Regions from separate parts of the Homo sapiens genome. Here region 2 is linked to region 1. Evidence: chromatin loops called from intact Hi-C (ENCODE). Cell type or tissue: MCF 10A. All regions are shown on one strand. Links, peaks and the distances in the headings refer to the core of each region. The heading gives the core; the rest is flanking DNA. Region 1 has its middle 14 kb from the start of RASL11A. Region 2 has its middle 180 kb from the start of USP12-AS1.

What was found. Peaks named below come from ENCODE experiments on the same cell type or tissue, not always from the same donor. Only the 100,000 strongest peaks of a DNase experiment are listed, where the experiment ranks them.
Region 2: it touches region 1 in a loop (21-fold over the local background); 11 of 110 quality-filtered maps call a loop at or near these places.

The regions. Positions count from the first base shown.
Region 1 is chr13:27,283,103-27,286,018 of GRCh38, reverse strand. No RefSeq gene overlaps it. Among named protein-coding and RNA genes, the nearest start is that of RASL11A, 14 kb to the right of the region's middle. In MCF 10A, for the core only: no CTCF peak of the experiment used is centred there; a DNase peak (open chromatin) is centred at 1,688.
Region 2 is chr13:26,945,445-26,948,360 of GRCh38, reverse strand. No RefSeq gene overlaps it. Among named protein-coding and RNA genes, the nearest start is that of USP12-AS1, 180 kb to the left of the region's middle. In MCF 10A, for the core only: a CTCF peak has its summit at 1,237 (motif pointing left); a DNase peak (open chromatin) is centred at 1,230.

The DNA of each region.
Region 1 (2,916 bases), core at 166-2,665:
CTAACACATTCTGCTGTATTGGCTGCCCCTGGGGCTTCCACTGCCTCTTTCCTGTCTTGGAAGGACATCAATGCTCTTCACAATCTGGACGCAGACTTGCCTTCCCTCCCACTGAGTCTCTCTTATATGTGTCCGCACCAAACCAAAGGACCTGCACCTTGGAGAATGCCCAGTCACATCAGTACCTGGTACTCTGAGCACAGGCCACTGTCTCTGGCTGGAAGCTCCCCGCCTACCCGACCCCTGACATGTTCCTCAATTTGGGAGCCACATTCAGTGCCTCCTTCTCTCAGATGCTCACTTTAACCCCTCCTGTCAGAAAGACTGGAGCCCCCTTGTGGACCACCCACTCTGCTCCCAGGGCACATTGCTCTTCCTTTCTTGGGCTTCTTTGTGGGTCAGCCTTGTATTCCGTGATTTGAGCATCAATCTTAGCTTCTTTACTAAAGTTCAAGCTCCCTTGGGGCAATGTTTATTTACAGATCCAGCAGAAAGGCTGGCTTGTGGTTTATGACAGCGTCTTGTTAAAGCAGTAGCAAAGAAGGCCAGGCACGGTGGCTTACGTCCGTAATCGCAGCACTTTGGGAGGCCGAGGCGAGTGGATCACCTGAGGTCAGGAGTTCGAGACCAGCCTGGCCAACATGGTGAAACCCCGTCTCTACTGAAAATACAAAAATTAGCCAGGTGTGGTGGCAGGTGCCTGTAATCCCAGCTATTCAGGAGGCTGAGGCAGGAGAATCACTTGAATCTGGGAGACAAAGGTTGCAGTGAGCCTGGGCAACAGAGCGAGACTCTGTAACAAAAAAAAAAAAAAAAAGCAGTACCAAAGAATGCAAGATTGGCAGGCAACGTCACAGGCCTTGGGTCTCAGCTCTGCGGCTCCCTAATTGTATGACCTGGGGAAAGTCTGTCAGCTGCCATGTGCCTCAATTTGCATATCTGTAACATCAGGATGATAAATACATACCTCACAGGTCTGTTGTAGGATAAAATGAGTTAATCCAGAAATAAAACTCTTCAGAACAGTGTCTGACACATGTCAAGTGCTCAGTAGGTTTTGGGTATTATTATTCTTGGGCCCCAGCTGGAATTGCTGTGTCAGGATCTCTCTCTTATTTTTTTTTTTTGAAACGGAGTTTCGCTCTCATCACCCAGGCTAGAGTGCAATGGTGCGATCTAGGCTCACTGCAACCTCTGCCTCCTGGGTTCAAGTGATTCTGCACCCTCAGCCTCCCGCGTAGCTGGGATTACAGGCATGTGCCACCACGCTCTGCTCTGCTAATTTTTGTATTTTTAGTAGAGATGGGTTTCCCCATGTTGGCCAGGCTGGTCTCGAACTCCTGACCTCAGGTTATCTGCCTGCCTCGGCCTCCCAAAGTGCTGGGATTACAGGCGTGAGCCACTGCACCCAGCCTGTGTCAGGATCTCTGACAGTGCATTTAGACAAGTGTGATTCTACTACATGCTAGATTCTGTGGAGCATTAATGTAACCTCAACCTTTCATTTTATAAATGAAGAATTTAAGGGCCAGGTAGGCGAAATAACTTACCCAAGTTCCAAAAGGACTTGCATAATCCACTATCTAGTCTACCTTTCACAGGTTTGAACAGCTCCAGCAGCACCAATCAAGTTTGATTTTCAGATGCCTTTCCCACCCCACCCAGGGGTGCTTTGATCTCAGGGCCAGGCTAGAGGGCACCAGAGCCCATGGAACTGGCACAGAAAGGAAGCCCAGCTTTGGCCACTACACCCAACTCCTTTTACATCTCCAGATAGAGAACCAGAGCCCATGAATTACCACTTCTCTCATTTCCTCCATCCCAAGCTCCCCACATTCATAAATGAGGATGACATTGACCATCAGATGTGTTCTCCAGTCTGACCACACCCAGCTGAGGCTGGGGACCTTGCTGTGATTGGTGTGGGTGACTCAGGAGATGCTGAGACAGGCGCCCTGGAGTCTCCAGGCTTCTCGGGCCCAGAAACAGAGAAGCCACTGAGAAGACACAGGACAATGCCATTGGGGAGCAAACATCCACTTCCTTTTCTAGCCAGACTTGAAAGAAAATCACCCCTTCTCTTTTTCGTCCCATACAAACCTGCAAAAACCCAAGAAACTCTATCTTACAATATTCTCAGCTCCTTAAATAAATTGTAATTTTCGGTCAGACAAGAGCCGCCATGCTAAGGAGTGCATTTCTCTGTCACATGGTGGAAGTGAATGAAGGGATATGGTTAAGTTCAGCGCCCTTGCCTTAAAGGAAGAAAGTCTGGCTCAGGCACGGTGGCTCACGCCTATAATCCCAGCACTTTGGGAGGCTGAGGCGGGTGGATCACCTGAGGTCAGGAGTTCGAGAGCAGCCTGGCAAACATGGTGAAACCCCATCTCTACTAAAAATACAAAAAATTAGCCGGGCGTTGTGGCAGCACCTGTAATCCCAGCTACTCGGGAGGCTGAGGCAGGAGAATCTCTTGAACCCGGGAGGCAGAAGTTGCAGTGAGCCAAGATTGCACCACTGCACTCCAGCCTGGGCAACAGAGCGAGACTCTGTCTCCAAAAAACAGGAAGGGAGCCTGCTCTTGCCCTGCCCTTTCCAGCCCCCTTTCTGCTACCAGGAATGTGGACGTGGCTGAGAGCCATCGTGAGGGTGGCACCTGGGAAAGGCAGAGAGACAGAGAGGGGGTGCCAGGGCCCCCAAGAATCCCCAGAGCGGAGCATCAGTGCCCAGCTTACCTGCATGTGTGGGAGAAAGACACTTGTCTCTTATGGGAGCCATTTGGATTTCATATCAGCTAAACCACACTCTAGTCTAGAATTCAGGAATCCAGTACAGAGTCCCATTTTCTTCTGCTCTGGGCTGCCCGAGCCTGGCAGCGAGGCATGGATTTGGATTCTGAAAGAGCACTGGCTTTAG
Region 2 (2,916 bases), core at 140-2,639, 340 kb after region 1:
GTGGCCCTCAGCCACCTGGATCTGAGCTGCTGAGCAGCAGGGTGGCCAGAAGCTTCGAGAGGAGCGGGGTCAGCAAAGGGTGGGGAGGGATGTTTTGGGCTGGTGGGCCTGTGCCCACCCTTCTCCAGACACCCTCTTCCCCTCCCGCTTCTCTGCCTCATTCTGGGAGTGACCATCTCATCTGAGGACTTTTCAATGCTCCCCCAAAAAATGATTCTGAAAATTTTTAAAAGTAACTTACTTTTTAAATATTGTGGTAAAATATACATCACATAAACTTTACCAATTTTAACCATTTTTAAGTGCACCAGTGACATTAAATACATTCACATCATCACCACTATCTACAGAACTCTTTCATCTTGCAAAACTGCAACTGTCCTCGTTAAACAACTCCCCGCTCTTTCCCCCAGCCCCTGCAACCACCATTCTACTTTCTGTCTCTATGAGTTTGGCTACTCTAAATACCTCATATGAGTAGAATCATACAATATTTTTCCTTTTGCACTGGTTTATTTAATTTAGCATAATGTCCTCAAGGTTCACCCATGTAGTAGCATGTGTCAGAATTTCCTTCCTTTTTAAGGCTGAATCATGTTCCATTGCTTGTATGAACCATATCATGCTTATCCATTTTTCTGTTGAAACCATCAAAATGCAATCTTTGCTTTCATTCTTGAATAGTTTTCCCATCACATTTTTGGTAAGAAGGTTTAATAAAGAAGGGCTATTTAATCCTAAGCATGATTCCTTCTCATTTAGCTAATACTTTAATAGTTATTTTATAATAATTGATTCATGGCAGGGTGTGGTAGTGCATGCCTGTAATCCCAGCACTTTGAGAGGCCGAAGCGGGTGGATCACCTGAGGTCAGGAGTTTGAGACCAGCCTGGCCAACATGGTGAAACGCTGTCTCCACTAAATACAAAAAATTAGCTGGGCGTGGTGGTGCATGCTTATAATCCCAGCTACTTGGGAGGCTGAGGCAGGAGAATTGCTTGAACCCTGGAGTTGGAGGTTACAGTGAGCCGAGCTCATGCCATTGCACTCCAGCCTGGGCAACAAGAGTGAAACTCCGTCTCAAAAAAAAAAAAAATTGATTCAAATACAATTCAAGCCTAGTGTTCTCAGAAGGGCAGGAAACTAGCATCACTTCATTTACACCTCTTATGAAGAGGAGCTGAGGACAGGGCCTTGTGTTAAGAATTTGAGTAGGACGACACTGTCATCTTGTGGCTATTTGTACCAATAGCAACTTCATCCTAAAGCTAGGATTAGTAATTTCTGTACACAGGGTTACACAGGGATCCATTTCTGGTCAAGCGTAGGTAAAAAGTCATGCTCTATCAAAAGTATTTTATACTACTTGGGGGACTAGAGTCAGCATTGTGCCCTGAAGTGATAGAGGCCATGGCAGATACAGTCTTTGTTCCCTTTGCCTGTCCCAGACCCTGCTGCTCAGAGGAAGCTGTGGCAGGGGACATTGGCAGGAGAGTTAATTACTATTCATCTTACCCACGGACACAATGAGGACACATCTGAGCCTAGAGTGTGTTCTCCAACTGTCTTTAGTTTAAGAAGGTCTTTGGGGCAGGAATCTCTCTCCTTTCTTTCTTCCTCCCCTTCTTTCCTTCCTTCCTTTTCTCCTTCTCTTCCTTCTTTCTCTTCTTCATAACTGCTTCATTGAGATGTAATTCATATGCCAGTGAACTCGCCTGTTTAGAGTGTACAATTGAATAGTTTTTAGCTCTTATATTCACAGAGTTGTGCAACCATCATCACAATTTTAGAACACCCTCATCTCCTCCCAAGGAAATTCCATACCCTTCAGCCGTGACCCCTCGATCTCCCCTTCTCTCCTAGGCCCTGCCAACCACTAAGCTACTTTTTTGTCTCTGTGGATTTGCCTATCCTGGGCATTTCATATAAACAGAATCACTTGATTGTGTGGTCTTTCTTGGCTGGCCTTTTTCGTTAGCTTAGTGTTTTCAAGGCCCATCTATGTTTTATCATGTATTAGTATTTCTTTCCTTTTTACTGCTGAATATATTCCTTTGTATGAATGTGCTACATTTTATTTATGCACTCGTCAGTTGATAGACATTAGAGCTGTTTTTACTTTTTGGCAATTTTGAATAATGCTGCTATGAACGTTCATGTGCAAGTTTTTGTGTGAGCCTGTTTTCATTTTTTGTGTGTGCATATACCTAGGAATGGAATTACTGGGTCAAATGTTAACTACGTTTAATATTTTGACGCTTCTTTCCCCACATTGTCACCAGCTGTTGTTGTCATTTTTAATCTGACCATCCTGTAGGTGTGAAGAGGTAGCTCATTATGATTTGATTCACATTTCCCTGATGGCTAATGATGTTGAGCATGTTTTCATGTATTTGCTGGGCATTTGTGTATTTTCCATGGAGAAATGCCTAGCCATGTCTTCTGCTCATTTTAGAATCAAGTGGTTCCTCTTCTTGTTATTGAGTTGCAAAGAGTTCTTTACAATTCCCTTATCAGATATATGATACAATCCCATTATCAGATATATGATTTGCAAAATTTTTCTTCCTTTCAATAGGTGTCTTTTCATTTTCTTGATGGTGTCCTTTGAAGGACAAATGTGTTAATTTTGATGAAGTCCAATTTATCTGTTTTTCCTTTTGTTGTTCATACTTTAGGTCTCATATCTAAGAAGCCTTTGCCAAATCAAAGGTCATGAAGATTTAGTCATATGCTTTCTTCAAAGAGTTTTACAGTTGTATCACTTACATTTAGGTCTTTGATCCCTTTTGAGTTGTGTGTGTGTGTGTGTGTTTGTGTATGTGTATGGTGTGGGATAAATGTACATCTTCATTCTTTTGCATATGGATATTCATTTGTTGTAGCACAATTTGTTGAAAACACCATTCTTTGCTC